Linked DNA regions of Homo sapiens: region 2 is linked to region 1. Evidence: chromatin loops called from intact Hi-C (ENCODE). Cell type or tissue: HepG2. All regions are shown on one strand. Each heading gives the region's core, and the rest is flanking DNA. Links, peaks and the distances in the headings are about the cores only. Region 1 has its middle 71 kb from the start of MAMDC2. Region 2 overlaps KLF9-DT (KLF9 divergent transcript).

Region 1 (16,258 bases), core at 4,209-12,208:
GCCCATGCTGGCACCCTCATCTCAGACCTCCTAGCCTCCAGAAATAAATTTCTGTTGTTTAAGGCTATGGCATTTTTTAATAACAGGCCAAACTGACTCCTCTCAAACCAGCTTAAGCAAAAGGGCTTGTAGAGGAAGAAAAATAATTTTTTCTTCAACCCTCATGAGTTCTTGGTTTGAACAGACCCAGGTGACAAAATACAGATTGAAAAGAGAAAAACAAATAGAAGTCTATTAACATGTATATTTTACATATACATGGGAGACACCCAGGAATGAATAGTTCTCAGAGGTGGCTTTGAATTCAAGCTTATATAGCATCTTCAACAAAGAATACAGATTGCTAGAAAAGTGATAAGATAAAGGAAAATGAGTTTCTAGGGGCAGTAAATTGTGGGAAGGCAAATAACTGGCAGTTAAAGGTGGGTCAGTAAAGCTCCTTCATGTAGATTCTCCTGGTATCATCTGCAGGTCAGTACGTGCAGAGTTCTCTGCAGTGGTTAACCTTGTTTTTCCTGGGGAGAGAGAATACCTTTGTCTTTGTAAATCTATGCCCTGCTTTTAGGCAAATAAAGGGAGTGCAGAGAGCTTTCCTGAATCTGCTCCTTCTTAATTGCCCTCAGTTCAACCATTGTTCACATTTTGGGGTGGGGGCATATTCTGGTCTCCCACAGGCATAAAGGACTTTATTAAAAGGCCAAAGAAGTAGTTTAGAATACTGCAGGTCGGAGATGGAGCTAAGCCAGGAGCAGATTGGAACCAAGGCCTGAAACACAGACGTCTGCTTCACTTTGCATCTGCTTCACTCTTCTCTGTCTTCCTGTAGAAGACAGAGAACTAACTTCCTCTGCTTTTCTGGTTCACTTTATGGAAAACTAGTCTTCCAACAGCTTTTGAGTCTAAATATTATTGTTGTGACTCTCCAGGGAGATCTCCGTCACACACCCACACCAATTCCAAATTCCTAAAGAAGAGACTGATTTCCCAGTCTGGGTCAATTGCCCAACCCAGACCCATCAGCGATGGCCACGGCATTAGAAAAGTTCATATTGCACGAAAGGCTATGTAGAGCTCCATAGCTATGACCATGAGGATGGAGGTGTGAGGGGAGAAGTCATTGGAGAAGAGGGAATCACTGTAAACTGGAGCAAAAACTCAATAGGCATTCATTTCATGAGTTGGTTTGGGATGGTGTATTTAACTATGAATGACACCTTAGGACTTTCCACGGCACCATGGAAGTAGATAACTGTACAGTGGTTGCTCTGCTCAGACAGGCTGACCGTTGTAACTCCAGTCACATTTCTTATGAGTGTGATATGTTCTGCTTGTTTTGAGTAACATTAGTAGTAGTCACCTCATCAGAAAGTTATTCACTGAAGTTTTAAAGAGGCCAACTGAAGCAGCAATAGCTTTTGATGGTGAGCTTGAGAAAGAAAAAAATTCTGGGAAAAAAGGTGTGGGATTTCCCTGTTTAATTTAATGCCACAAAAGCCCAATATTAAGGTTCAAATTGAATAAAATTTGTGTCCTCCATGGCCAACCTTGGAGGAAGATTATCCTACAAAGGTCAAATGGCTGGACTTTGTGGATCTGAATCTTGTCTTCTATGATCTCTCCTTTAAGGATCCCCTATGATTTTCTATTGTTACCACCATTCTGTTTGGGATGGGTGAGATCTGCTCAATTTTTAATGCTTCAGCTCAATGATGAACACATGATTTCCCAGAACATTCCAAAATTCAGTGGTGGTAAAGCTGGGACATTCAACAAGACTGTACTAAACATCAAGAGAAATGAGATAATATAGTTTACAAAACACAGTCACCTCTTATGAACATTTGAAACAGTGTGCTTTCCATTTATTTCTATTTTTGTATTTCTGTCCTTGCTTTCACAGTATTGAAGAGTGTAAGGAGCACATGCAGAAGAGCACTGTGGGCTCCCTCCACACTCAAGTTACTAGGCGATGGGGGAGAAAACCTGTCATCAGAGAATGGCCAGGAAGAGTAGCCCTCCCTGTCCCATGTGGTTTCTGCCATTATGTGTGTGTGTTTTAAAATCTCTGTGAAGTTCACTTATATCATCGCACTCATTGTTAATGCTGCTGTAAAAATTTAAAAAGTGGCTTAACACAAATGTATGTATGTATGTATATATTTATTTATTTATTTATTTTTTGAGACAGAGTCTTGCTCTGTTGCCCAGGCTGGAGTGCAGTGGCACAATCTCGGCTCACCACAACCTCTGCCTCCCGGGTTCAATTGATTCTCCTGCCTCAGCCTCCCAAGTAGCTGGGACTACAGGCACACACCACCACGCCCGGCTAATGTTTGTATTTTTAGTAAAGATGGGGTTTCACTGTGTTGGCCAGGCTGGTCTTGAACTCCTGACCTCATGATCTGCCTGCTTTGGCCTCCCAAAGTGCTGAAGGCGTGAGCCACCGTGCCCGGCCTTATTTATTTATTTTTTTTAGAGCTAGGGTCTCACTGTGTTGCCCAGGCTGGACATGAACTCCTGAGCTCAAACAATCCTCCCACCTCCTCAGCTTCTCGAGTAGCTAGAATTACAGATGTGTGCCAGTGCACCTGGCCATCTCAAATGTATTATCTTGGAGTTCTGGAGGTTAGAAATCTGCCACGGGTCTCACTGGGCTAAAATCAAGGTGAGGGCTGTTTTCCTTTCTGGAAGCCCTAGGAGAGAATATGTTTCTTTGCCTTTTTAGCTCCTAAAGGACATCTCCATTCTTTGACTGATGGTCTCTTCTGTCTTCAAAGCTAGCAATGCTGTATCTCTGGGCCCTTCTTCTGTGGTCACATTCCCTCTGACCAGTGGGAAAGGCTCCCAGATTTTGCTAACTCGTGTGATTGGGCCCATCTGGATAACTCAGAAAAAATACCTCATCTCAGGGTCTTTAGTCACATCTGCAAGGTCCCTTTTACCATATAAGGTAACATATTCATAGGTGCTGGGGATTAGGATGAGGACATCTGTGGAGGGCCATTATTCTGCCCACCATGGTTGTGCAAACCACTTTTGAGTGGAAGAAAAGAATTCTATCTGAAACAAAAAATGACTGCAACATCTTCTGCTTTCTAGGAAGGGGATGTAATTCTTCAGGGTAGATTTTTTTTTCTTAATTTTACTTTTCTTAGGAAAACACTATGATGCTCTCGAGGTCTTTTTAGTGGTGAAAGGCAAAGCCTTCCTGGGCTTGGATAAGATGGGACTTGTTTAGAAGGAGAAGCAAATTGTTCCAGATAATAAAGTATCAGGGACTTTGGGAAGCTTCACAGAAACACACACATCCAATATGCATCATGATCCCCGGCCACTCGTCTACATGCTGAAATTAAAGAACTGCTAATTTAGACTCCAGTGAGACTGGAATTCTACAATCCCTCTTTTTTCATGATCTTTTATAGGAGCACTTCTCTTGACCTTCTTACTTTAGGTTGCCCACATGCAATTTTACATCAAGGAAGGCATAAAGTGAGGCCTTTGCCTTAGCTTAGGGTTTACAGAGATTCTTCCTATGCCCTGTTCCAAGGGGAAATCTCCCACCCACTGCCTTGCAGGTTTTGGTCAAATATTAAACACAAACACACAGACTACTGGGGACATGGGGAAGGGGAACATGTTAGTGTATTAGTTACTTCTTTGTAGCTCATAATTTTTGTTTTATGAATCGGGGAACATTTTTCTCTCCCCAACTCCTGTGATCCTACATCTTTATTCATGCAGTTATCCCTCCTTGGAATATCCTCCTTACTTCTACCATCTACCTGAATTCATTCATCTTTTGAAGGTCTGGTTCAGGCCTGGGCTTCTCCCTCTATAGCATCCTCTGTTTGTACAAGAACAAGTGATACACTCCCTTCTTCGAACCATGATTCCTCTTAGCATACCACTTCTCACTTCGTCATCAAAGATTTTTCTCTCAGCATTTTGGGAAGCCAAGGTAGGAGGATAACCTGAGGCCAGGAGTTTGAGACCTGCCTAGGCAACATAGCAAGACCTCATTTCTCCAAAAAACTAACAAAAAAAATTAGCCAGATGTGGTGGCTGGCACCTGCAGTCTCAGCTACTTGGTAGGCTGAAGTGGGAGGATTGCTTGAGCCCAGGAGTTCGAGGCTACAGTGAGCTATGATTGCAACACTCCATTCTAGCCTGGGTGACAGTGAGTCCCTGTCTCAGGAAAAAAAAAAAAAAAAAAAAAAGCAAGGAAAGAAAAAGAAAAAAAGATCCCCCCCATCTTTTTTTTCTTTTTAAGGAGATATTTTGGGGGGGTTTCTGAGTGCCTGAACCATGCCTTATGCATTTAAATTTTCATGGTGCCTGGCACACAGTACATAATAATTGTTGGCTGTAGTAGACAACTCTTATTTTCTTTGCACAGAACATTTTCCTTTGTCTAAAAATAGCGTTCCTGCCATCATGGAGAGGGGAGAAAGACAATAAGCATAAGTATGTAAATAATATTATAGGCCAGGTGCGGTGGCTCACGCCTGTAAGCCCAACACTTTGGGAGGCCGAGGCAGGCAGATTGCCTGCGGTCAGGAGTTCGAGATCAGCCTCACCAACATGGTGAAACCCCGTCTCTGCTAAAAATGCAAAAATTAGCCGTGGGTGGTGGCAGGCGCCTGTAATCCCAGCTACTCAGGAGGCTGAGGTGGGAGAATCGCTTGAAAACAGGAGGCGGAGGTTGCAGTGAGCCAAAATTGTGCCATTGCACTCCAGTCTAGGTGACAGAGCGAGACTCCATCTCAAAAAAAAAAAAAAAAAAAAATTAAAAAAAGGATATGATAGAAAGCAATGTGTGAATAGAGAAAAAACTAGCATGAAGCAGGATAAGAAGAACTGTGAGTGCCAGGGGAGGGAAACAGGCTGCGATTTTAAATGGGATGGTCAGGGTAGGCCTTGCTGAGAAAGTGAAATCTGGGCAAGGACTTGAGTGAGGTAAGGAAGAGAATCCTGTGGCTATCTCAGGGAAGGATGTTCCAGGCACAGAGAACAGCCTGCCCAATAGCTGGAGTAAGAATGGGCTTTGGTATCCTTAAAGTGGAGCAAGGTGAGCAAGTGGGTGAGAAGTAGGAGATGAAGTCAACAAGTCATTAGGTGGCCAAGATCACCAAGAGCTTTGAAGGCCTCATAAGGCCTTCCCCTAACTCCTGTCCAACCAGGTGGTTTCAGAGGAGTCTCCCTGTCTGAAGTGGTCCTTCCTCGCTTTTATCCAATTGTGTGGCTCCCCATCAGTCACCATTATTTAGTCCAGGGGTGGATAGAGGACTCTGTCTATTCCAAGCAGAGTTCTTCCATAAAAGTGTAAATCTGAAAATGGAAGGAAAGAGTCAGGATCTGTTCCAGATACTGCAGATGGGCTCTCTCAGCTCCATTACAATCTCTTGTAACATGACTGCAAATTACAGGAAGGAAAGTTAAAGAACAAGGCTTAGTCAGTTCAGGCTGCTGTGACAACTGGGTGACTTAGATGACAAACATCTCTTTCTCATCATTCTGGAGGCCAGAATTCTGAGATCAGGGTGCCAGCATGGTTGGGTTCTGATGAGGGTCTTTTCTGGGTTGCAGACTGCTAACTTCTCTTTGTTTCCTCACTTGGTGGAAAGAGGGCCAGCTAGCTCTCTGGCCTCTTCTTATAAGAGCACTAATCCCATTCATGAGGGTTCCACCCTCATGACCTAATTCCCTCCCAAAGACTCCACCTCCTAATACCATCACACTGAGGATTAGATTTCAACATATGAATTTGGTGAGGACACAAACATTCAGCCTATAATGAAACACATCACCCAGATTCTTTAATAGCTTGGTTTTTCTGATAACTTAATTGACCCCAGTCAATGCCCTTGAGAGATCGGGAAGGCAGAATTTCACATTGTGGGCTGTTTTGGGGCAAGTATGATACACAGACTTTTTTTTTTTTCTGTGACAGGTGCAGCTGAAGTCCCAGTGGTTGGTTCTTAGCTTTGTGGGTATCAAGAAGCAGAACATAGGCCATCCATTTCACTTGCACAGAGAGCAGCAGAGGCTTTCTGACTGTGGCAGGAAACTGCACTATTGTTCTGGAAGTCAGTCCAGGAATCTCAGCCTAATTCCTGCATCTCCAGCTCTCCCAGTGATTTTGCAAACACCTAATTGTAGAGTGGTGGAGGGAGCAGGAATCACTTGGTAAAGCATGACCCCTGGGTGTATGCTTTCTGCGTGAACTTGCAGGAGAGGTGGCTGTTTTCTGCAATGATTTAGCCCCTTACTGCAACATGAAATATGGGAGCTTTCAGTGTTTATGTTTCCTACTATGTGGAAATGCTCATTTGCAGAGAGACTGACTGAAATCAACACAGACTGAAGCATAAGGAAAGAAAGAGGAAGAGTTGAAGACCAAGTTTAGGCTATCACTACCCATGAGGCCCCATAACACACATTCCTCTCTCATCATTTTGTTATCCAACCTACCTTTGATTTTGAGATACTCCAACATCTTTACTATGAATTCTTTTTTTTTTTTTTAGACAGGGTCTCACTCTGTTGCCCAAGCTGGAGTGCAATGGTGCGATCTCGGCTCACTGCAACCCTCTACCTCCCAGGTTCAAATGATTCTCTTATCTCAGCCTCCCGAGTAGCTGGGATTACAGGCGCCCACCACCATGCCCAGCTAATTTATGTATTTTTAGTAGAAACGGGGTCTCACCATATTGGCCAAGCTGGTTTCGAACTCCTGACCTCAAATGATTCACCCACCTCTGCCTCCCAAAGTGCTGGGATTACAGGCATGAGCCACTGTGCCCTGCCAAATTCATTCTTTTATTTAAGTTCATTCAAGATGGATTTCTGTCATTAGCAAATCAACAGTTGAATTGAATTGTGGTGAAGAGTACCCTGATATTATTACTGGGTTATTACTTCTAAATCATTAGTTTATTAATTGTGTGTATTCGTCTCTTTCCTCTCCAATTTATGGTTACTTATTTTGATTGTGTAGAGTTTGAAGTAAGAAGGTCAAACTTAAGACGAAAGGTTAGGTGTGCTGTGATTCGCAGCCACAGCTTCGTCCTAACACACTGCCGGAAAATCACCTCAAATTAAGGGGCCTGCTGTTGGCAGGGTAGAAATCTATTTTTAAGAAGTAGAAGTAGCATATAAATGAAACACATATGGGTCATGAAGCAAACTTCTCCAGCTAAAACGGTGATGCCTACCTACAAGAATGCAGCTCTCTATCACGTGGAGGCAGTGCGCTGGTGACAGTGACAGCAGTTTCAAAAGTAGAAAGACAAGCCCCTTTTTCACTTAAACCCAACCGAGTCACAAACAATCCAAACGCCAGACCCATCCTGCCCCAACGTGTGACCTAACTGAAATTTCTAGCAAAATGTTTTTGTAGCCACCTAACTAGCAACTGTAAACTAGCACCCCCTAAGCCTTTCTCGTTTCCGCCACTGGGTGGCAGCCAGCTGCCAGGTGTCAGATCAGTGAGGAGACAATTTTCTTGGTAGGGGGAGAGTGCGGTCATCCCACGTGCCCTATTTGGGAGTGATCCCTCACTCATACCCCTTGCTGAAAGCATACACTTGGTGGTCTTGTTTGACCACAGAATCCCTTCCCCCTCTGTTACTCCTGGTCCTCAAATCCCTTGATCAGCCCCTGGAGCAGCCAATCATTGACTAGTCAGGGTCCCACCAGATTCGTTCTCCAGAAAGTAAAGTGAGAAAGGGGTGACCTAGTTGGTAGTGAAAGCTGGAGTTCAAAGATCTCATGGACCAAAAAGCAGAAGCAACGAAAGAAAGAAAGAAAGAAAGAAAGAAAGAAAGAAAGAAAGAAAGAAAGAAAGAAAGAATAAAGACTTCATCAAAATCAAAAACTTTTGTGTGTCAAAAGACACAATCAAGAAATTAAAAAGAACCCACAGAATGGGAGAAAATATTTGTAAATAATATATCCGATAAGGGCCTAGTATCCAGAATGTATAAAGAATTTTACAACTCAATAACAAAAAGACAAACAATCCAGTTTTAATCTTGGACAAAGGATCTGAATCGACATTTATCCAGAGAAGATAGGCAAATAACCAAGAAGCCCATGGAAAGATGCTCAACATCACTAGCCACTAGGGAAATCAAAATCACTACTTTATTCCCAATAAGAAGGCTATATATATATATTTTTTAAGTGAGTGTTAGTGAGGATGGGGAGAAATGAAATTTTCATATATTTCTGGAATGTAAAATGGTACAGCCACTGTAGAAAACAGTTTGGCAGTTCCTCAAAAAGTTAAAAAATATGAAAAAAAAAATTACCAAATATGACCCAGCAATTCTACTCCTAGAAATATACTCAAGAGAGTTGAAAATATCTGCTCACACATACGTTCATATATAAAAGTTCCCAGCAGCATTGTTCACAGCAGCCAAAAGACAGGGTTAACAACTCAGATGCCCACTGACTGATGACTGGATAAGCAGAGTGAAGTGAATCTATACAAGGGTTTTGGGCATAAACCTAGGAGTGGGATTGCTGGGTCATATGATATTCTATGTTTGACTTTTTGAAGAACTGCTAAACTATTTCTGGAAACTAACTTTTACCTGCTTCTTCTACTGCTTGAGGTACTGGATGGATGATAAAGAATATGAAATCAGCAGTCAATATTTGTGGCCATGTACTCTACAGTTTCACAGAGCTGTTTTCTTTCTTTTTTCCTTTTTCTTTTCTTTTTTTTTTTTTTTGGTACAGAGTTTCGCTCTTGTTTCCCAGGCTGGAGTGCAATGGTGCAATCTCGGCTCACTGTAACCTCCACCTCCCAGGTTCAAGTGATTCTCCTGCCTCAGCCTCCCTAGTAGCTGGGATTACAGGCATCTGCCACCACGCCTGGCTAATTTTTTGTATTTTTAGTAGAGTTGGGGTTTCACCATGTTGGCCAGGCTAGTCTCGAACTCCTGACCTCAGGTGATCCACCCACCTCGGCCTCCCAAAGTGCTGGGATTATAGGCACGAGCCCCTGTGCTGGGACACAGAGCTGTTTTTATCAGATAAGCTTTTACTGAGCGCTTACTGTGTGCCAGGTACTCTCCTAGGACCCAAGGACAAAAAGATTAGTAAGACAGTCCCTGTCTCTTCAGGACTTATAGTCCCAGGGTGGGGTATGGAACTGGACTGATTTAAATGGACAGAGAAGTGCGAGAGGCAGGGAGGTGGTTTATGCCTGGAGAGACTTCTACTCTAGTGGGGAGAGAGACTGAAATACACCCCCCACCGCCGACCTCCGACACACCCCAAACACAGGAATCATGTTGAAACAAGGATGGATTTTGATATAAATGAGGGTTTTTTGTTGTCGTTGTTGTTGTCTTTTGAGGCAGAGTTTCACTCTTGTTGCCCAGGCTGGAGTGCAATGGCGTGATCTCAGCTCACTCCAACCTCTGCCTCCCGGGTTCAAGCGATTCTCCTGCCTCAGCCTCCTGAGTAGCTGGGATTACAGGTGCCCACCACCACACCTAGCTAGTTTTTGTATTTTTAGTAGAGACGGGGTCTCTATTTGAGACCCCGAGGTCAGGCTTGTCTCGAACTCCTGACCTTAGGCGAGCCACCCACCTCGGCCTCCCAAAGTGCTGGGATTACAGGCGTGAGCCACCACACCCGGCAAATCATGGGTCTTAAGCCAAGTTTTGTTTGATGTAAAAAGAGGTGAGAATTCCAAAGATGAAGAGGCCCTCATTGTGTGGAGAGACAGATGCTGGGCTACAGCTCAGGGCACTGCAGTGTTCATGCCAGCTTGACCACTAGCTGACTGTGTGAGTATCTGTATTTCTCTGGGCCTCAGTTTCACCGATTTCAAAGGTAGAGAAGTGGTGTAGATAATCTCTGTGGCCCTTTGAGGTTTGTACAAGTTGCTTTTCCTACCATGGAGTAACATGGAATTGGGAGGGAAGAGAACCATAAAGCTTCTTCAGATGTTTTATAGGCTTTTTCTTGTGGAGGTTGTAGGACTGAAGGGATGTTCATGTACGTGGCTGGGGCAGGGGAAGGGGGATGAAACTTCACATATACCATCAACATTTGACTAAATGATCCAGTTTCTGCCACCCACTGCCCAGGTATGACATGTTTGTGCCTAAGACTGAGACAGAGGCCATGGAAACAAGGGCGTAGGGGGATCATATTAGGGAAATACAGCATTTGGAGAGAATAATTCATCATACTTATTGTAGTGTTCATAGAGGCAAAGCAGGGAGCAGAAGATGAACATGTCCTTAAGTGGCTGGAGCTCAGAGCCGACTCTGATCACAGGGTGTTGCCTCCACCTTTCCACTCCTTCAGTTTTGCCAGACTCACCTTCTCTCCCTGCATCACCTCTCAGCGTCCAGTCATTCTTTATTCTCTTAGTCTTTCAGTCCTTTTCTGACTCACCTAACATCCTATCAATTCTGAACACCAAGCCAGTCATGGCCCTGCTCCCACCAGCCCGCAAATGGGTGGCCTCTTGGCCTTCCCACCCTGTCTTTCACATCAGTGAGAACTCATCGGATTCCTCCATCCCTGACGTAGGTTACCTCATCCTTCTTTTTTGAACCCTATTTCTTGGAAAATTCTGTGTCTTCTTTTTATCTCAGCCCAAATCCCTGTAGTCATGGCTAGTTCCTGACACCTGCTCCTTTAACAATCCTGTATATCTTGCAACTTTGTCTCTCTTTATTGACATTTTCCAAATGATACATTTTCCCAAGTCTCTTTTTATTAAAAATAAAACAAACAAAAATGACTTTTTTTGGCTTGGGTTTAATAAACAGAGTAATGGTAATTTTAAAAAATGAATAAATTTAGTATTTTAACCCAGTCTCATGGTTGTTGTTGCAACTTGGTGAAACAGAACTTTGGATCTGGTTATGGAATGGAAGGACATATTTTGAATAGGAACCCCAACTCATATGGGCTTCATATTAAGAGGAACTGAAAATCCAAAGGAAGGCCGGCCAAAGGGAACCCTTGGTTTTATAGCTCAATGATGTTATCAAGAACCTGATTGCTTTCATTTTTTTGTTTCCCCTTCCATGGTGTCGACTTCATCTAAAACGAAATTTTCTTGTGGTCCTAAGATGGCTACAAGCAGCTCTATGGGCTTCCTGTTCTCCTCAGAGGCAAGAGAAGCTCCCTCCCAACATCCCCAGCAGGAGTCCTGAGGTTTTCTCTAAGTAGTCTGACTGAAGTTATGCGCTCACTGCTGAACTAATCACTGTGGTTATGGAGCAAATGTCATGGTTGCCATAATCTCGGCCACATGCTCTACTGCCAGAGCTGGAGTGCAGTTTAGGTCCCTGAAACTACATGGTTCCCCTAAACTAAGTCAGAGGGTTTGTCCTTTACTCATGTACTTCCAGGACCTGAAGGTTGGTTTGGACCCCACTTACTGACACATCTCTAGATCCATGTCTAGCTGGTGCTCTAAGCTTTCTCAGCCCCAGCCCTCCCACTCAACTTGAACACTAGATATTAACAAAGTGCCAGGTGGAAAACTCCAGAATTGTGCATGGCAGCATGTGTGCAGAGATGAAAAGACACAGAGAAGTGAGGAGGGGTGAGGACTGTTTGGTCCTATAATAGTGATGCGGTGATATCATGACTTTAAACTCTCCAAACATCTGCTGGGAGGCTCCTACTGCTAAAAGTGGAACAGCTGATTAGAGGACAAAGGGAATCGAGCTTCCACTTAATTCTGACCAAAAGGAAAGGCCAGTTGGTGAAACAGAAGGTATGGGAAGCATGGGAGGAAATGACTGATTCACCTTGGAATTTGTAATAGCAGAGAAACGGACAAATGGGCATGTTCAGACACATCCATTGGATTTTTTTTTTTTTTTTTTTAGTCTAAGAAAGGCGAAGTGAGCCCATAGTCAGTTTCTAAAAGGGACTATCACTTAAGAAGGATAAGTAGCTTTAGAAAAGAAATGCCTACTCTGTAATCTTGGGTTATTCTAATGAGAAGTTCACTGAGGAAACATTAAAGAAACTGAGTGTGTTTAGGGTACAACCAAACCCAGATTTAGAAGGAACAGAAACAGCCGGCTTGATGGCTCATGCCTGTAATCCCAGCACTTTGGGAGAATGAGGCGGGAGGACCACCTGAGGTCAGGAGTTAGAGACCAGCCTGACCAACATGGAGAAACCCTGTCTCTACTAAAAATACAAAATTAGCCAGGCGTGGTGGTGCATGCCTGTAATCCCAGCTACTCGGGAGGCTGAGGCAGGAGAATCGCTTGAATCCAGGAGGCAGAGGTTGCGGTGAGCCGAGATCATGCCACCGCACTCCAGCCTGGGCAACAAGAGCAAAACTCCGTCTCAAAAAAAAAAAAAAAAAGAAAAAAGAAAAAAGAAAAAAGAAAAAATTAAAGAAAGAACAGAAACAGAATCTGGGAGGAAAGCCACACGTAGTGAAGGCTGAGTGTAACATGTGTCATTCATGGCTGAGTGACACAAATCTGTGCAGACGCAGCATCCCAAAGGCTAATTGTAGATAAGTTGACACTTGTATCTTTTGTAGAGATGAGGTTTCGCCATGTTGCCCAGGCTGGTCTCAAATTCCTGGGCTCAAGTGGAAAATGATTGCAAAGAGGGAAGGCACCCAAGATGGAGCTGGGCACCTTCTAATTTTAGAAGGGGTGTTATAGTAAGCACAAACTTAGTATTAAATTGCCAGTAAAATTTTTGATTAGATTACTAAACAAGTGGGTGGTTTTCAAGCACTTAGAAAAGTAGATAATCACCAGAAACACGTGTAGATAAACCAAGAATTATCTCCAAATAAGGTGACTTGGGTTTAAAGTCATTAGGCTTATTATCAGGAATATATCTGTATCCTGCAAATAAAAAATTTAACAAATCTTTAAATAAAACATCCTATGATAATTATGCAGGCAAGATAAACAAACATAGGCTGGATCATCAACAATTTATATGGCTGTTGATTTAATGCATCACAGCCATTTTGAGAAAAAAGTAGTCTTCCCTGCTATCTTTGGCAAAATACTATTAAGATACTTTTAATTAAACAACATAGATGGCTAGGTAAATAATATCTTTATTAGATTTGTGGATAAGACCATGTTATTATGTGAGTAAAATGAATTAGTATTTTAAAGATCTTCCCAGGTTGGAGAAAAATGGACAGAAGCTAGTAAGGTAAAGTTGAAAAGGGACTTATGCAAAGTTTGGCATTAGGTTAAAATAAAATTGCAACAGTACTGTATAGCAGCATAGAATGACAGGAATTCTGATTTCGGAACAAAACTATACTTGGCAATTTTAGTTGATGATGAATGGCATTTGAATTAGGAAGAGTGTAGTCTAACTACAATTTAACCTTGGGTTGCATTTTTGGAAGCCAGGCCTTCAGATCTGCCCTGGTCCGCCTGCTGCTGGAGTTGATGCCCAGTTTTGTTCAGTACACAACATGGTGTAATCTGACGGGTGCTGGAAGCCATATCTGCGATTATGGGTCCAGGAGATATAAACACGCAGGATGTCTTCCAGGGCCAATGAACAGACCTACTGGTGAGAAGAGAGGGCTCTTATTGGAGAATATGTGAGAAAACCATATTGGCAGGATGGGCAGAGGCAGATGGTAAGGCTAGGCTCTTGAATTCCCAGTCTAAAGATTGTGAGCCTTACCTCTTAGACAACACAGAGGTTCCAAGCACTCATAAGTGGGATGAGAGAGTGGATGAGAGTTGTACTTTGGAGGATAGATCTGAGATTTTAAATGTTATGGAGGCAATGCAATGGAAAGTCGTGGACTGGGTGGATAAGTGTTTAGGATCTGAAACCAGGACTGGGACAGAATGCTGGTCTTCAATTTCCTGGGCATTTAACTTTGGGCATGATTCTTTACCTCTCTGTGCCTCTGTTTTCTCATCTGTAAAATGTGGATAATAATATTATCTACCTTATTAAGTTGTGAGGAGGATTAAATACATTAAATATATATGAAGTGGGGCCAGGTACAGTGACTCATGCCTGTAATCCTAGCACTTTGGGAGGCCAAGGCAGGTGGATCACCCGAGGTCAGGAGTTCAAGACCAGCCTGACCAACATGGAGAAAACCTGTCTCTACTAAAAATACAAAATTAGCCAGGAGTGGTGGCGCAGGCCTGTAATCCTAGCTACTTGGGAGGCTGAGGCAGAAGAATTGCTTGAACCCAGGAGGCAGAGGTTGTGGTGAGCTGAGATTGCACCATTGTACTCCAGCCTGGGCAACAAGAGCGAAACTCCATCTCAAAATAAATAAATAAATAAATAAATAAAATATATATATGAAGTGCTTAGAACAGTTCCTGGCACATTGTAGTGCTCAATGAACGCTAACAGTGGCTATGATTACAATTCAAACCTGGAATGAGCAGGCAGTAAAAACTAGAGAAAGGAAGGAACAGCTGCACAGAGTGTAATGAAGGCAAAATTCGGAGGCCTTGCTGCTTACCTGGAGATAGCTCTCTTGGTCTCTTGCATACGTCTCAACCTTTGCTCTTATCGTGCTTGCAAGGTGGTGTCTGCATGGTATTCTACATGGCTACCTTGCTGCCCAAGGTCTTCCCCTTCACCCATGCCCAGAGTGAATTCCATAGCCATTCAGCCCTTACCTGACTTTTCATGTGTACATGTGTCTCACTCTACCCAATTTCAGGCTTGTTGAGGTCAGGTACTGTTGTACATGTTTCCTTTTATCGCCCGCAACATCTAGCACAGTCTCTTGCATGTATGCCTGTTCCAAACTGAATTTTGTTCATGCAGGAATGGCTTAAGTTAATGAGGATTCTAAGTTCCCAAGCTCGTGTTGGGGAAATGGTGGCACTTGTGATGAAAGAGTGAAGCACAAGGGAGAAGTCCATTAGCTTCAGAAGTTATGGGTTCAGTTTTGGGATATAATGAGGTTACCAATTATGTGGGATTAGGTTCAAAAGGCACTAAGGCAGCAGTATAATCTAGACAAAATTGCCTTTAAGTTCCTTAAATCTCAATGTTTCTCAATAAGTGATTTTAGTTGTATTGGGTCTAGTCAGCCTGTCATAAGTTGACCATGGATGAAACTGGTGGTTTATGTTTTGGGAAACATGCTGCACCAAAGATTATGCTTTTCTGGGTGTATAAGGTGGTGGTGATGGTGCCCTCTGTATTTTCTCAAAGTAGGCACTATGAAATTACACATATTCACATTATAAATGACTGGACTCTAGTATAATTATGTGGCATCCAGGTAGAGATGTCTAATGAAAGTATGTGAAAGATTTAATGCTTCCTGGCTCTCTGAGATTTTTCTTTCTTTTCATAGTTATAACCATTGGGGGAAATCACCCATCATTTGGCAAATCTAAATAAACAAATGGCCTTGAAGATGACATTCACTGCAGAGTTGGGCTTGAAAGTTGGCACAGAGGTGTAGGGAAGGATGAGTTCCCTCCACTCTTCAGTTTTTCTTTCTTCCCCATCGTGATACCTCCACTTTCTACACTATCCCAAGTACCCACACAGGGAGAGGAAGCAAAGAATATTCTGGAAATGCTTTTCATTCCTTCAGCAGATGTGAACTATTGCGTCAACCAATGGTTTCATAGACTGGGATAAAAAGACTACTATCAGCCTAACATTGTTTGTGTATAACTATTCATAGTTATAAATCAGAGTGGACATTTAAAAACCATTAATTAACTTCAGAAGGAAAAGTGAAAACCAAAGTGCAATGTTTTATTTTGCTAAACTCAAGAAACAATTTTAATAACCCCAATGAACCTAGAATCCAGCAACTGAGTAACAACCCGTTAGGCAGAAAATATGTCTCATCAAAGGAACAATCTAGCCATGTGTTGATGGTCAATAGACAATAGTTGGCTGATAGAAATTAGCCATGAGCAAATCCTAAATATGAACGCCATGGAGTTTTCACCTCAAATGCCCGAGAAAGGTTGCCTTGTTTTGTTGATATTGCTGTTAAGGAAAAAGAAAATCATGAATCTGGATATCCTTCCTCCTAATATTAACCATCTGCCCAAATGTAACCTGCTTATTTCCTGGCTGACATTCGGTTTTTGTGGCTCTTTCTTTTCATGGTGATTGTGAAAATCCCTAATGGTGACTAGTGCTCGCTAATGTAATATGGGACGGTCATTTTGAGGCTGGTTTCCAAGTTCTTCATCTGTAAGTCCTCTTCCCCCAAAATTCCTTAAATTCAAATATTGCAACTCCAAGAGGGTGG
Region 2 (16,258 bases), core at 4,101-12,100, 510 kb after region 1:
CTCTTGGTGCCTGGATTGGAATGCTTTCCATTAATCCAAGTGGGCTGAGGACATCTGATCTTTCGACACCTGGCACCAGGATTGTCTTTCATCTCCTTTATGAAGTTTTTATTGACTGACTCTCCCACACCCAGAATGAGCCACTCTATCCTGTCCAAATTTGATTGCACATATCTATTTAATAAGATGTGACTGGGACCTTTGGGAAGTCCCTGCTCACACCCTGTACCCACGTGGAAGCCATAATCAATGCTTCACTGCAGCCCACTTGCCCCCTTGCTACCTCTCAAGCCACCCCGAAAGCATTTCAGCTATGTGGATTTGACTGAAATGCTCACAAGGGAGAAAAGTGGAGGGCTTACACTGAACACCATATGGCCAAACTTTATACAAATCCCCGTTAAAAATCTTCCTTCATTCCCAAAGCCTTTTCTCCCACTGCCAGCTGCCTTATCTCCCCTATCCTTTCCAATCCTCCTCTCTCCACTCTCCTCCGGCTGCACTGGCTCCAGCCTCCTTCCACCCCTGGATTCTTCACCACTACCTCAATCCCATTTAGCAATTTAGTGCACTCACCCTTTCTCCTTCATTATCTGGCATGCTTGAAGCTTTAGGTTATGTTCATCAGATCTCTTTGAGATCAATCCCTCTTAAAAGACAAGGGTATTGTAAATAGGCAACACATATATTCTCCTCCTGCTAGAGACTGGAGCAACTTGAGGGCAAGAATCAAGCCTCATATACCTTTGCATCTCTAATGCAAAATATTTAAAATGTTTGTGAAATGAAGAAAGAAATAAAAGAATGTAGCCACCTATTAGAATCCATAAAGTTCTACTCTAATCATGGTTTTCTCCCGTTTGAACATTTTCTACGTCTTCTCAATTAATGCCTTGGCCTCAACTGCCATTTCTCCTTGACTCCAGCACTCTGCTCAGCAATGATGGACCTTCTTTCCCTTAAGCCCACACTGCATATTCTTTCCTTCAGGTGTTCCTTTGGGTTGTCCCTTCATGCCTGGAGTAATCTATGTCATTTATGAGGGTGATTGGTGGTGGGTTACCATCACCCTATTGAAATTGAAGGTGGATGTAACTCGTCTGGTCTTGCAGGTCCAGCCAAATCCTTCCCACTCTTCAAGACTCAACATAGGCCTTACCCCTCAGGATACTTCATTGAGGTCTCTAGCCCAGGCATGAATCTCTGTTGAGTCCTTGGGATATATATAAGCCTTGAAAGCACCCACTCTAAGGGCACTTAGTTATTTGGCTTGCTCTGTTGTGGAATGTGGGGGATGAGGCTTTGAAGCCATTCCTCTTCTCAGACTATGGTCATTATTAGGGCTATTCACCAAATTTTTCAAGGTTTCCTCCACTTCCAGACTTGTGGTAGGTTTGTATATAACTTGGCATTGTGTGTGGCCGATTTGCTTTGGCCAATGAAATATGAGCAGAATTGGCATGAGTCCCTTTGGAAAAGAAGCTTACAGGGGAAGAAGTGTTAAGAGCTGGTGAGCGATCGACCACACTTTCCTTCCCCTGGCATGGTGATTAGCAATGTTTGAGATATGTGGCAGATTGCCCATTAGACTGGGTCCTCGGGTGAGGACCCAGCTGATTCACAATGGGCATCTGGTGAAGGCAGTAAACATACCTTTTTTTCGTTAGGCCATTCAGATACAGAGGTTATTTGTTACTGCAGCACAACCTATCCTATTCAGACAGACTATAATTTCCTTGAGGGCAGGAGACATGCTTAACTCACCTTTCTATCCCCTATAGAACATAGTAGAAGATCTTGTGGATGTTCAATAACTATTGCTGATTATGTATACTGAGATAGGGTAAACTACATGAGACTGGAGAGTGGGACTTGGTCTCAGAACTTCAACTTGAGATCTCAGTCTCTAAAAAATCAAGATAAATATACAAGATGATTCTACCTGTATTCTAATAAGAGTCTCTGGAGCACAATTCTGAAAAACATTTTCTTTTGAAAAAACTTTTTTAAAAATGAAAGAAGATTCTTGCATACAGGGAGGCAGAATAGTGTAATCAAAGGAATCTGGGCTTTCAACCTTGGATAGACTTGGGTTTAAGTGCCAGCTCTGCCATGTCCATGGCTGCATGATCTCGGACAAGTTATTTAAGCTCTTTGAGTCTTGGTTTCTTATCTATAACAGGGATGATATCAACACCTACTCTACAGGATTACTGTGGGGTTGAAATGAGAGAATGTATGTAAAGTACTTGATACATTATGTGTGATCAACAAATGTCATTCTGTTAGGTCTTTGCTCCCACCAGGTGTGTGTGGGTTGGTGCAAACTCTTGCTTAATTCTCTGAGAACTCCCCTTCATTTACTCCTTCTGAGATCTTGGTTACATGCCCAGTCCCTGGATTTATTTAGCTTGGTCCAGGTCAGATCCTTAAGGTTTTGCATTTACTGCCCCAGGCACACTCTGGCCTGAGAAATTCCATCTACGACTGGCTGGAGTTGGCACTAGCCCTTGGCAAATAACTTCAATTGGGAGAGAAGTGTTTTTGAGACAGGCTCTTTGCTGCCAAAATTTTAAATAGGGCCTTCTGTGAGGGAGGTCTGGTCAGGGAAGTGAAGGGAGGTGATCTCCCCAGGGAAGAAAAAACTTAAGGCCAGGCATGGTGGCTCAGGCCTGTAATCCCAGCACTTTGGGAGGCCAAGGTAGAAAGAGCCCAGGAACTCCTCAAGACCAGGAGTTTGCTTGAGCTCAGGAGTTCGAGGCTAGCCTGGGTAACGTGGCAAAACCCCCGTCTCTACAAAAAACTAAAAAATTAGCTGAGCATAGTGGCGTGCACCTGTGGTTCTAGCTACTTGGGAGGCTGAGGTGGGAGGATTGCTTGAGCCCAGGAGGTTGAGGCTGCAGCAAGTCATGATCACTCCACTGCCCTCCAGCCTGGGTGACAGAGTGAGACCCTGTCTGGAAAAAAAAAAAAAAAAAGAATTTAAGATATCCCAGTGACCAGTTCCAAGAAAGCCCCACCTGGGCCTGAGCACTGGCTCTAATGACAGGCGATTGATTACTCTTTGAACTCTGGGATCTGTCAGTGATGGTGGCAGGGGAGTCTGCGAAATTATCCTCAGTGACTGACTCCTTGGGCCACAGGCTGGGGCATGGTGTGGTGGTCCAAGGGCTTGTGTTCTACTGGACTCTTGGACCTGTGAACTTGTGTTTAGGGGTGGAAGTATTGTCCCTGACTAAGTCCTTGAGGCCAGCTCCCTCCTCCTCTCCCATGTAGCTACAGCTGTGGTGTGGCATGGCCAACCTCCCCAAAGGTGCTTGTGTAACTTGTTTTTCAAAGTCTTGGCAGGAGCTCTGGTCCTGAAGTGAGAAAGGGAAAGGGTGTTTACATTCTGGAAGAACAGTTCTGAGAAGTGTCTCACATCAGGGCTGTCCCTGAACAATCCTTGTTCCCCAGTATCTCTGGAAGCTTCTTTTCCTATGGGATGGCTGGTCACAATCATAGAGATGATCTTGGACCTAGAGGAAACAAGCTTGAACATGACAGAAGGTAGGCAGTGAGGAAGCGCTGGTCTGCCACCCAGGGTTTGCTGCCCTGTGTAAACTGCCCTCCCTGGAAAGGTGAGGAAGCTCTCCAGGACAAGACTGTTGTTGCCCCAGTGCCTCCTGCCGTGCCTGGAATAGAGCACAGGGCTACAAACAGGTGCTCCATAGACATTCACTAAGTAAATAAATTGTGAAAATACGTGGGCAAGAAAACATTTCAGAGGTCACATTGGTGCAAATTCTTAATTGACACCAGGTTAACAGCTTTCTCTGAATAGTACTTACATTAATAATAACAATGGTTACTATTTATTAAATACCTAGTGTCTGCCAAGCAAAGGGAGATATTATTTCCTTAAATCCCACAATAGTTCTACTAATAGGTAGACTCTCCCCAGTTAATAGCTGACAGCGCAGAGACTCATGGGCACAAATCTGAGAAACTTGCCTGAGGTTCACCCAACAAATTAGGATTCAAAGCCACTGCCTAGGAGGCCCTGATTATCCTCTTTCTGTTTCTCTGTGAGGCCCCTCTGTGCCCTGCTCACCTCCTGCTGGTCTCTGCTCCTGCCACAGCAGCGGGGAAACAGGAACCTTTAAAGAAGGCTGAGGTGCAGTTCCATCCCTCCTGGGGCGGGCAGTTGTGCATTCTTGCCATTTTTTTCCTCTTGCAAATAGGCTTGAAGTCAACGTAGAAAGGGCAATGCAAAAGCAGCCCCGTTCCAGATGTCTGCTTTGTCATACTTTAAAACACCCACCCATATTCAGGCCTGTCCATCCTTCATTCTGGCAGCCCTCCCCTCCCGCCTTGCCACCTGTCTCCATACACAGCTTTCCCTTTTCCTGTCCTTCCTCTTCTGATGGGTGTGAGGGCCAGATTTCACTTCACTAGAACAACCTTGCTACTAGTATTATTCTAGGGACAGGCCCTGGCACAAAATAAACACTCGATAAGTATGTGTTGAATTGCACTTTAAATTCTAGACAAAGGAGGAAAAAGCTTTGGATCCAGAAGAAAATAGAAAAGCTGGGAGTGGGGGTTAGGGTAACAATGAACTTGATCCTCTATCCCCTCTTTCCTCCCTCACTGCCTCCCTCCCTAAGCCCGGGCAGCAATGTACTTAGTATTACTGCTGTCATCTGATTACAGTAACATCCAAACAGATTGAAAAGCCCCAATCAATGCCAGAGCTGAAGTGCACACGCAGGGGGTTGTTCCCTTGGAAATGTTGCAGCTGTAATTACTCTCCAAAGAGAAAAATCTAAACAACTTTCTTGACCCTCTGGGGAGAGGAAGTAACAATTGAACTACAAGGGGCAGAAAGTCATTTCTGACGTACCGTGTGCGTGTGTGTGTGTGTATGTGTGGGTCCCCACCTTCGCAGTGTACTGTCCAGAGATCGTCTTTGACAGCCCTGCATTCAAACGCCGGGCTGTGGGTCGGCGGCGTGGTGCCTGCTGCTGCCGCCGCGGCAGCTGAGATCATGCTGTTGATCTTGTTTTACACAGAGCAGCCCAGCCTGTTGTGCCAGTACAGAATGTTCTCTTCTGTGAACTGAGTTTGAACTTTTCCAACCCACTTTGTTTGAGGAACCACACAGACAAAGAGGGAAAAGACAGGGAAGATAACCCCCAAATCGTTGAAATCGTGGTGATCTCTCGGATTTTGGCCTAGACCATTTGCTTTTTCGCTACTCAAAATTGACCATCCCAAGCATTACACTTCCTGAAAGAGCAAAGCGCCTGTGATGTCCGTTTTCTAAGACAGGACTTGGCATCAACTTTGGAAATTAACGAGTCTGTCACTGTCTCTCTTCAATTTCTTTTTTTCTTCTTAGGTGTTCAGGGAGTAACGGTAATAAAAGTTATTTTCCTTTAAAGGAAAGGTAAGGCCCCTTGTGCTGGTGACTTCTCTCTCAGTTGTTCAAGCTATTACAATATTCCAAATAGTGTTCCCAGTTTGCTGTTATAACTGGAAATAATTGATTGTAAGGATTTTGGGTCACTGGCCTCCATATAAATGACCAATGAGAAAAGCTGTTAATGCTTGGTAAAGTAAGGTGGTTGGAAATACCTTTTCAAAAACCATCCTCATATAGCAAGACCCCATCTCAAGCAACAACAAACAAACAAAACCCACAACTTTCAAGTTAGATGAGGTCCACAGGAAAAAACAACCAAAAAAACCAAAGCCATCTTCACCTAGTCATAGGGTTGAGTCTCCAGTTGTTTAGGGGGTTGCTTGGACGATCTGAGTGGGAGACCTTTATAGCATAGACAGAATGGTGCAATGCAGTGATTTTCCAATGTACTATTATTAGTTTTTAATGATAGTGGATTCCTTTCTTTGGAGTAAAATTCACCAAACACTCACTGGTGAAGCAGGAAGAGCACAACTTTGAAGTGTGAGCTGTGGATCTGAAGTGTGAGGTGTGGGTTTGAGTCTCCTTCTACTTAGGGGTGCTCCTGTGATACAGGGAAAGTCACATCTTCCGAGCTTGATTGGTGAAAGGAGCATAAGGCTTGTCTTGTATACTTGCAGAGTCATCCGTAAGTGTCCAGTGTTATGCTGTTGCACCAATGAGAGATTTTTCTCCTAAATTCTCAGTTCTACCACCTGCTTCATAGTTTGGGGCTGCTGTCTTATGGTTTTTGCTGACTGCTGGTAATAAGGAAATCTCTAGAAAGGAGTCCTTACTCTGAGATGGGGCTAGTTCCCAGAGATTCCCTGTGACTTTTTTCTTTTTCTTTTTTTTTTTTTGGGATGGAGTCTCACTCTGTCGCCCAGGCTGGAGTGCAGTGGCACGATCTTGGCTCACTGCAAGCTTCGCCTCCCAGGTTCGCACCATTCTCCTGCCTCAGCCTCCCGAGTAGCTGGGACTACAGGCGCCCACCACCATGCCTGGCTAATTTTTTGTATTTTTAGTAGAGGGTTTCACTGTGTTAGCCAGGATGGTCTCGATCTCCTGACCTCGTGATCCACCTGCCTCAGCCTCCCCCTGTGACTTTTGTTGTTGAAAAGTCACGTGTCAACATGCCATCAGAATATTAAATAGTTCATTCATTCTATAAATGCCCCCCTGAATGCTTGCTATGTTTAAGTTGGTGACTGGAATCTAGGGGTTGAGAGATGAGTAAGATATGTTGACTGCCTTCAAAGACTTTATTGTCCAGTGGGAGAGGCAGAAATACATACTCACACACATGATCCATAACATAGTATTTAAAATGCAAATGACATCTGGGCATGGTGGCTCACATCTGTAATCCCAGCACTTTAGGAGGCTGAGATGGGAGAATCACTTGAGCCTAGGAGTTCCAGACCAGCCTGGGGCAACATAGTGAGACCCCCATCTCTACAAAAAATAAAAAATATAATATTTATAATACAAAGGAGGTTGATACATGCTCAGTAGAGATACACATAATAAACTCTGATGGTAGAGGAACAGGATGAGGATTCTGATACGAAGTTGAGGCAAGAGTAAGCTAACAGTAAAGAAAGGAATTATAGTCTTTGTCGTTAATAGAATTGCATGGTATATTTGGGTAATGATAAGTAGTTCTTGTGGCTGAATGGTTGGTAGAGTTATGTGGGAAGAAGCAAAAAAAAAAAAATAGATTGAGCCTAGATCAGGGATACCCACGTCCCCCTGTTGTGCCCCTTGCTAACCTTTCTTCCTGAATTTGAATGAAGCCTCAGAATTCTTCTCAACATAGTTCTCAATGAATCAGTTGGGATTGGCACTTGGGATGGAATCATTTGTCATTCCTGACTTGGGAGTTAAATCCCATGCTTACATATTTTATTTATTTTGGTTATTCTTGGGAGTTATTGCATGTTATTAAGACCAGAATGATATGAGAGAATGACACGATTCAGTCTGTTTTGGTGAGGTAGCTGATGGCCATGGGAAGGATCCATGGGAAAGGTGAGAGGCTGGAAACAGGGAGACCACTAAGAAGATATACAAATCATCTGAAATAGTACGAGTGGGAGGGAAAAGTAGACTGGACAGATGAGGCACTGGGACAGATAAATGACTCAACTCAGCAATGACAGAGGGAGAAAGAAAACTTGACCATAACTGAATTTTCTCACCTGGGTGACTGGATATGGTTTGGATATCCAAACCGTATCTGCCCAAATCTCATGTCGAAATGTAATCCCCAGTGTTGGAGGTGGGTCCTGGTGGGAGGCAATTGGATCATGGGGTCGGATTTCTCAGGAATGGTTTAGTACGATCCTCTTGGTACGGTCTTCACAATAATGAGTGAGTCCTCACGAGATCTGGTCATTTAAAAGTGTGTGGCACCTCTTCCCTCTCTCTGGCACCCGCTCTGGCCGTGTGATGTGCCTGCTTCCCTTTTGCCTTCCACCATGATTGTTTAAGCTTCCTGAGGCTTTCCCAGAAGCCGAGCAGATGCCAGCATCATGTTTCCTGTACAGCCTGAAGAACTGTGAGCCAGTTAAACCTTTTATCTTTATAAATTGCCCAGTCTCAGGTATTTCTTTATAGCAGTGCAAGAACAGCCTAATACAGTGACTGCTAGGAGAGAGGAGCCAAGAGAAGGAATACAGGACCAGGGTCTTTTACTTCTCTTTTTATAAAGGGAAAATAATGAGTTGGGTTTCAGACAGGTTGAATTTGAGGGGTCTATGGGACATCCATGGGGAGAATTCTAGCCATCATTTGGAAATACATATCTGGAGTTAAAAGCCAAAGAGGTAGTTCAGGATTCAGTCACACAGAGGAACCAATGGAAGCCTTGGGAGTAAATGCTATCACCTAGGATGAGAGCCACACAGGGCATTTATAGGCCTGAAAAAGGACAGCCAGGTTAGACCTTGAGAGGTGCCTAATGAACACCAGAGGAAGAGAATCTGAAAACAATTCCTAACAATGTGGAGTGTCGTTAGTTAAATCCAGACCTCTACTTCTGTGTCTGATTCTTCTTTAACATAGAGCAATGACTCACCTCAATGTGGCCTGTTGGTGTTTGAGAATGAACAACACAGGTAGCTTTCTCCTGTACATCATTTATGGGAGTGTTTCTCAAGATCTCCTGATAGTTGACCATGACTCACAGTGAGAAATATACTTTATTTTGGGACCAACAACATACATGTCTATATAATTATTTAAAGCAAAGGGCTTCATGAAACAATATCTACCTGTATCTTCTGAAATTAATGCAGATATGTTCTGTTTTATTTTATTAAAAAAATGCTAGTCGGGTCCCACTAAGTTGGTATCACAACCACTAATGTGTTTCAAACCCGTAGTTTGAAAGACACTGGGTTGAGGGACTGTGGTTTCTGGAAGTCCACTCTCCCTCTAGTGGTCGATATCTTTCAGGACAGACTCAGCTCAGCCTGAGGATCAGTGGAGAGGACTTAACCCCATCTCCAAAGGCCTCCCTTATGTGTTGGGATTTTTAGCTTTGGGAGGAAGTTTAGGTGAGTCCTACCAACAGGTTTACTTGTGATGTTCCCAGATGCAAATAATAATAATAGACTTTTATTGAGTCAGGCCCATTATATACATTATTAACACAATTAGTTTTAATACTAAGCCTCTGAGGGAAGTTCAATTATACTTTCTTTTTGCGGATGAGAAATAGCAAGGCTAAGAGAAAGAACTTGCCCACGATCACACAGCCAGTAAACGGTGATGCTGACATTCAAACTCAATCAGTTGGTTTGCAGAATCCAGTGCTTAATGCTATTCAGAAAACGTTCTGAAGAGTTGGACAGTGAGCTGTATCTTCCTTGGTTCACCCATGCTTCTGTGCCATGCCTTGCTAAGAGACTTCTGTGTCATTTAGCAAGGCGTAGTCTTTGCACCGTATGCTTTAGACCCTCTCTATGTGTAGCTTCCTCAAGTTTGAAGTTTCTTGGATAATCAAATATCTGACATGCTATCATGTCAGGAGCCAGGACAGGCAGGAGAGAGAAAGAGTAATGGGCAGGCAGGGGCTGCTGAAAGGGCCTCTGAAGCTGGGCTGGAAAAGGCAGTCTGAAGGGATGGAGTTTAGACCCTCATTATCTCCACCTGGCAGCAGCTTCCCCACTGACACCCTGCCTCCGTGCTCACCCCTAAGAGTCCAGCCCCCTCCGTGTCTCCGCCAGGCTTATCTGTGCAAAGCAGCACTGTCATCATCACTCTCCTACTTCATGCTTCCTGCTGACACTGCAGCCTCATCTTGTCCCAAACTGAACTCTTCTCTCTTCCTTCAGTGCCAGCTTTTCCTTTCTGCCCCCTCCCAGCATCTACAGGATACAGTTCTGGGTCCTCAGATGGCCACCCCAGACTCATGGTGGGCCCTCCTACCTTCCTCCACTCCTCTCCCATTATTTGCCCACGTGAAGCCCAGCCTGGCAAGTTTTCTCTCTGTCCCTGGATTCATGGTACTTGTCTGATCTCAGTGCTATGCCCACATTGTGACTTTTCATGGAACGCATTCCCCTCCCCTTTTCTCCCCATCCTTCAAGACCCAGTTCAGGCCTTACCTCTTCCCTATGGCATCCCCTCATTCCTTCCTTTATTTTTGCATCTTTGCTTTTATAGTTTACATTGATCATATCACCAAATACTGTGGAATATTTAAATAGTTCATGTTTTATGCTCTCAACTAGATTCATTCATTGATTCATTTTAAAACTATTTATTCAATTGCCTATTAAGTTTTGGGCACAGGAAATTTAAGGAGAGTGAGGGTAAGAATAGGTGTCATAACTCCAGGATCCACAAAGTGGGCCAGCACCGTCAAGGCAGTGGAGAGCTGTTGTTTTTAACCCTTTATTTCCATTCTCCTGGGAAAACACCCTGATTTTCTTTTGGTTACTCTATTCTAAGTCTTAGTCCTTGTGGTATGAGCAGCGCTGACCTTTCCTCCTTGAATGAGAAGTGGGCATGAGGCCGAGGCCTGGCCCATGAGAGAACTGCATTCCCTGGTCACAGATGTTGGTTCACAGATGAGTCTGTGACTGTGGCTAGGCCAGTGAGAACTAGCCCTGGGCTCTTGCTAGAACTGCCTGGGCTGTTAAGCTGGTAGGATGTGATCCTGGAGCTCTGGCAATTATTATTCTTATTTTATTTTTTTGACACAGGGTCTCATCTGTTGTCCAGGCTGGAGTGCAGTGGTGCGGATCTCAGACCACTATAACCTCTGCCTCCCAGGCTCAAGTGATTCTCATGCCTCAGCCTCCTGAGTAGCTGAGATTACAGGTACATATCACCACACCCGGCTGATTTTTAAATTTTTAATAGAGATGGGAGTTTCATGTTGGCCAGGCTGATCTCAAACTCCTGACCTCAAGTGATTCACCTGTCTCGGCTTCCCAAAGTGCTGGGATTACAGGTGTGAGCCACTGTACCCAGTCTCTGGCAATTATTATTACCACCACTGGGAGAGGGCCTGCCTGAAGATGAAGCCAACATGGAAGAAATCCTGAGAGTAAGGGAATGGAAAGCAATTGATTCTGGATAACAGCTTTTGAGCACTTCAATCCAGCTAATACTATACCTTGAAGCCAATACATTCTCTTATGGGTTACATTGATTTCTGTTGAGCTTCTGTAAGTCACAGCTAAAAGAGTTCTAATTATTGCAGTGTGTGCTTCATGCTCTATAATTATCTGCATCTGACTTGAACCTGTTCCCCTGACCCCAACTAGCCTAGACTGATTCCCATCCCAATTGAGGTTGGGTTGAGGGGCAAGATTAAAATAAATCTGGCCAGGCATAGTGGCTCACACCTGTAATCCCAGCACTTTGGGAGGCCGAGGTGGGCAGATCACCTAAGGTCAGGATTTTGAAATCAGCCTGGCCAACATGGTGAAACCCCGTCTCTACTAAAAATACAAAATTAGCTGGGTGTGGTGGTGGGTGCCTGTAATCCCAGCTACTTGGGAGGCTGAGGCAGGAGAATCGCTTGAACCTGGGAGGTGGAGGTTGCAGTGAGCCGAGACCACACCATTGCACTCCAGCCTGGGCGACAAGAGCAAAACTCCATCGCAAAAATAAATAAATAAATAAAAAATAAAAAATAAAATGAGCCTGGGGATGGAGGGACGATGAAGAGAGGTTGGTTAATGGGTACAAACATACAGTCAGATAAAAGAAGTAAGTTCCAGTGTTTGATAACACAGTAGGGTGACTATAGTTAACAATAATTTATTGTGTATTACAAAATAGCTAGAAGATAAATGTTCCTAACACAAAGAATGATAAATACTTGAGGTGATGGATATCCTAAATACCTTGATTTGATCATTACATATTGTATGTATGTAACAAAATATCACATGTACCTCATCACTATGTACAATTATGTGTCAAAAAAATAGTTTTAAAGAAAAGATGAAAGTAAGTCAATGGCTTTAGCATGGCTCTGGTCACAGACAAGTGCTGTTTTTTTTCTCCGCATTGAATCCTTCCCACAGAGCCTGGGGCCTGGTGCTGATATCCTCTTAGCATTCGGGGTATACCTGGCACTCCTGTGCTGGCTCATGTCAGCCTTTTATATAAATAGCCTGTATTGCATCTCTGAAAAGAAGGACAGGGCGCAGTGGCTCATGCCTGTAATCCCAGTATTTTGGGAGGCTGAGGTGGGTGGATTGCTTGAGCCCAGGAGTTCCAGACCAGCCTGGGCAATATGACAAAACCCCGTCTCTACTAAAAACACAAAATTAGCCTGGCATGGTGGCGTGCACCTGTAATCTCAGCTACTCTGGAGGCTGAGGCACGAGAATCACTTGAACCTGGGAGGACGAGGTTGCAGTGAGCTGGGTGCGGGCCACTGCACTCCAGCCTGAGTGACAGAACCAGAGCAAGACTCGATCTGACAAAAAAAAAAGAGGATAGGATCCTCATATTGAGCAAGATTTATAGTAATGTGCTTATAAGCCTGTAGTGGGCTTATAAACAGTAAGTGGCTGTGGTTAGGTTACAACAGAGAAAGGAAAACTTACTGTAGTCTTCATTTTAATAATGCCTGTGCATGAGTAGTGGCTTCTGAGTGTGTGTTTTATTTATTCTCTGATAAATTCTTACAAATCAATTGGCATATATTTAATAAGTACCAGCTATAAATTAGAGACCAAACCTTTTTAGTCATTGCACAGCCCTAAGCAGTAGCTGCTTAATTCATATTTTTGGTAATTAATTATGCTTCGCAGCCCTCAAATTATTTAGAGATATGATCGAGCAGAGGGAGTACAAATTTTTGGTTTCCAGTAAAGTACTCATCTTCACCCCTGGTTCAAGGAATGACCCAATATTCCTAAGCTAGTGGTAGGAATATTTTCTTTCCCTCCAGCATTTAGTCTCAGATTCTTGGAATGTTGTCAGTCTCAGAAGTCAGAGGTTGGGGAACATTTGAAAATGCTGTTAACAGAACAGATTATGCCTTGAACTAAATCACTTGTATGCCTCACCTTAAACGTTCCTAGGCTGCCCGGGGTGACTTCTTGTGCCTGCATTTAGTCTCTGGCTCAGGCTACACGTGGACACACCCTTGGATTAGCCCCAAATTGGAGCTTCTCCAGTTGAAGGTGTCCCTCTTAAGTGCTTCTGCCTGGTGAATATTTGGAATATTTCAGGTGCCCTCTCTGGCCCCTTTTACTTAAATCTTTCTGTAATAAAATCATAATAAAATAACTTCAGTGACCTTCTGCTAAGGAGCCCTAGAAACAGCTCTGGTTAGAGGCACTTCCAGAAGTAAGACCAGCCACAGTTCTTTATGGGGGATGAGTTGGGAAGGGCCATCTTATCAGAGAATATGATTTAATTACAGCTGCTTAGGAGCGAGACTTCCCATTCTGGCTAGTTCCTATTAATAAAGCTTAGAATCCTGAGACAGAACAACACCTTCCTTCCCCCAGATATCTCAGGAATCATTAGACTTTAAAGATCCAGCAACAATTTTATTTTTCCTCTAGTTGGGAGTAGGGAAGTGTGGCACTCACCTTCCTTTCTCCACTGGGGTTCAGCAGACACTGATTTTATGGCAGACTCAAAGGCAGTGTTCTCAGCCTTGGGGCACACTAGAATAACCTGGGGGCTTGAAAAACTATTGAGGTCAGGTGCTCACCTCTCAAGATTTTGAATTACGTGGTCCGGGCTATAACCTGGCATCGGGATTTAAAAATCTTCCCAGGTATTTATAACGTGCTATAGTTGTTTGATCTGATCAGGTCCAGGAAAAGAAAAAAGCTAAATCCAGACTTTGCTTAAACAGATCATCATTGCCTAAAATTGTTTTTCTATATGCCAGAGAATATGGAATAATAAGAAATATGACTTTGTAATAAAGACAGCTGGAAAATTCTTTTGATTGTTTTTTATTGTAATTGGGGAGAGTAAAAATCTTGACTTTGGCTTGGCCTGGTGGCAACTGTAATTCCAGTGCTTTGGGAGATGGAGGTAGGAGGATTGCTTGAGGCCAGGAATTTGAGACCAGCCTGGGCAACATAGTGAGATCCTGCCTCTACAAAAAAGTTTTAAACATACCTCTGTCCTGTCAAGATATCTTCCCCAAAGTGAAGCAAGTTTGAAATGAGTGAACATCAGCAAGTACCACCATTCTCAAATTTCCCTGCCTCCCATACTGTCTACTTGGTTTTCCTGTTTTGTGTGAGGAGTTACTAGAGTTGTAGCATATTACAGTAGATAGGGAGTGTTGATATCCTTGATTGTGTTCTCTTCAATTTGCAGGCAAGGAACCGAGGCCCAAAGAGTTAGAGGATATGCCCAGGGTCACATGGTCAAGTAGTGGTTGTAATGACATTCTTGATTTTACCCAACACCTAGTCCCTATTTCTTTCTTTCTTTCTTTCTTTTTTCTTTTCCTTTTTTTTTTTTTTTTGAGATGGAGTTTCACTCTGTCACCCAGGCTGGAGTGCAATGGCGTGATCTCGGCTCACTGCAACCTCTGCCTCCCGAGTTCAAGCGATTCTCCTGCCTCAGCCTCCTGAGTAGCTGGGATTACAGGCGCATGCCACCACGCCCTGTTAATTTTTGTATTTTTAGTAGAGATGGGGTTTTTCCATGTTGGTCAGGCTAGTCTCAACTCCTGATCTCATGTGATCCACCCACCTCCACCTCGGACTGCCAAAATGCTGGGATTACAGGCATGAGCCACTGTGCCCGGCTCTCTAGTCCCTATTTCTTTCTTCTCAGCGGAATCTCAGTTTGGGGTTCTATTCCTCTTATTGTGACTCAGAAGAAGCTGACACCATTTGCAGCTCCAGTATAGATCTTGGTTAGTCTAAGCCAATGAATGAATGTCATTCTCCTGCCATCTGCTGTTGATCTAATGGTGAGTACATGACCCAAGATGGATCAGTCAGACTGAAGGGGACGACTTATTTCCCATGCTTGAAGGAGAAGATTCTTGTTCTGTCTCTTGCATAAACCTCCATTGCCACTGGGAGCCATCTTTTCACTGTCAGGGGTCCATCTGATGCAGGTGTCCAAGCACAATTAGAGCACCGCTCAATGTCTACTAAGTGAGGTGTAATTCTTAGTACATTACACAGTTGCCTCACAATGTCTAGCAGGCTAGGCTACTCCATTGGGCATCTGGGCAAAGCGGCGTTCCTTAACTTTTCCAGGCTGCTGAGGAGAGATGGTGATTAGCCATATCATGGCACTGAGGGAATTTCTGTGCGTTAGTCTTTGGCAATTAAACCTTATGCTGTTCCCCAGTGCTGTGAGTGGCATTGCCTGTATCTGCATAAGACTAGCAAGACAGAAGAAGAAGAAACTACCTGACTCAGCCAAGTGACAGACAATGCAATTTTAGTTGCCTGGTGACACTTTTAGTTGCAATGATGTACTTTTTGTTTCAACTTGAGCTGCTTAAATAATAAAATATTGGCTCAAGTAAATAAAAAGTACTGGAGTGTGTGCCTAAAACCAGAGGTTCAAATGATTTCACGTGTACCCTGTCTCTTGGCTTCCCTATCATCCACATTGCCTTTCTCGCATTCCACATGGGGGCAAGACGGCAGCCAATGACTCCAGACACACCTTCTTCCATGCCTAAGACCAATGGAAGAGAGTCGGGCCTCCCTCCTGTCTCAAGTACTGCAAGTGTCTCCTCACCCCTCATGGGCTCTGGTTGGATTGCATGCCCATTCCTGAACTAGCCATTATGGCAATGCTTTGAATTTCCAGGCCTCAATTGCCTGTCTCTCCCCAGGCTGAAGAACATAAACGGAGATCGGCAGCATGTCCCCAGAGGAAAATCACTGTTCTGTTACCGAGGAGACAGGAAAATAGGCTCTGGCTGTCCAAGCTGATATACCTAGAAGCTTTTCTGAATGTGTAGTTTTTTTTTGTTGTTGTTGTTGTTTGTTTGTCTTGTGCAAAGAGCAGGGAATTTGCAATCAGAAGACTGAGATTTCAGTCCCAACTATCTGAGTCTCAGCTCCACAATTTTTAAATGGGAAAGGCTATCTTTACCCAGTTTGAACCTGGTATTGCTCTGAGGCTTGAATGAGATTCTGGATAGGAAAGTGTTATTTAAAATGATAAGGGCTAAACAAAAAAGAGGGATTGTTGTTATTACTATTATCATCTTTTCTGAGTTTCTCCCACTCATACTTTGGCTATGTGCAAGGTTCTCTTAGGCAAGACATGAAGATTAAATGCAGCTAGGCACAATAGCTCGTGTCTGTAATCCTAGAACTTTAGGAGGCTGAG

The links. A loop is a pair of places that touch in the nucleus more often than their neighbours do. Peaks named below come from ENCODE experiments on the same cell type or tissue, not always from the same donor. Only the 100,000 strongest peaks of a DNase experiment are listed, where the experiment ranks them.
Region 2: it touches region 1 in a loop (9-fold over the local background); 3 of 110 quality-filtered maps call a loop at or near these places.

What each region holds. Positions count from the first base shown.
Region 1 is chr9:69,964,635-69,980,892 of GRCh38, forward strand. No RefSeq gene overlaps it. Among named protein-coding and RNA genes, the nearest start is that of MAMDC2, 71 kb to the right of the region's middle. In HepG2, for the core only: a CTCF peak has its summit at 7,464 (motif pointing right); a DNase peak (open chromatin) is centred at 7,477; H3K27me3 peaks cover 1,301 bases.
Region 2 is chr9:70,475,832-70,492,089 of GRCh38, forward strand. All of the region lies in intron 3 of KLF9-DT (KLF9 divergent transcript), which reads left to right. Among named protein-coding and RNA genes, the nearest start is that of KLF9, 69 kb to the left of the region's middle. RefSeq lists an enhancer at 9,542-9,848. In HepG2, for the core only: a CTCF peak has its summit at 8,891 (motif pointing left); a DNase peak (open chromatin) is centred at 8,890; H3K4me3 peaks cover 381 bases; H3K27me3 peaks cover 2,150 bases.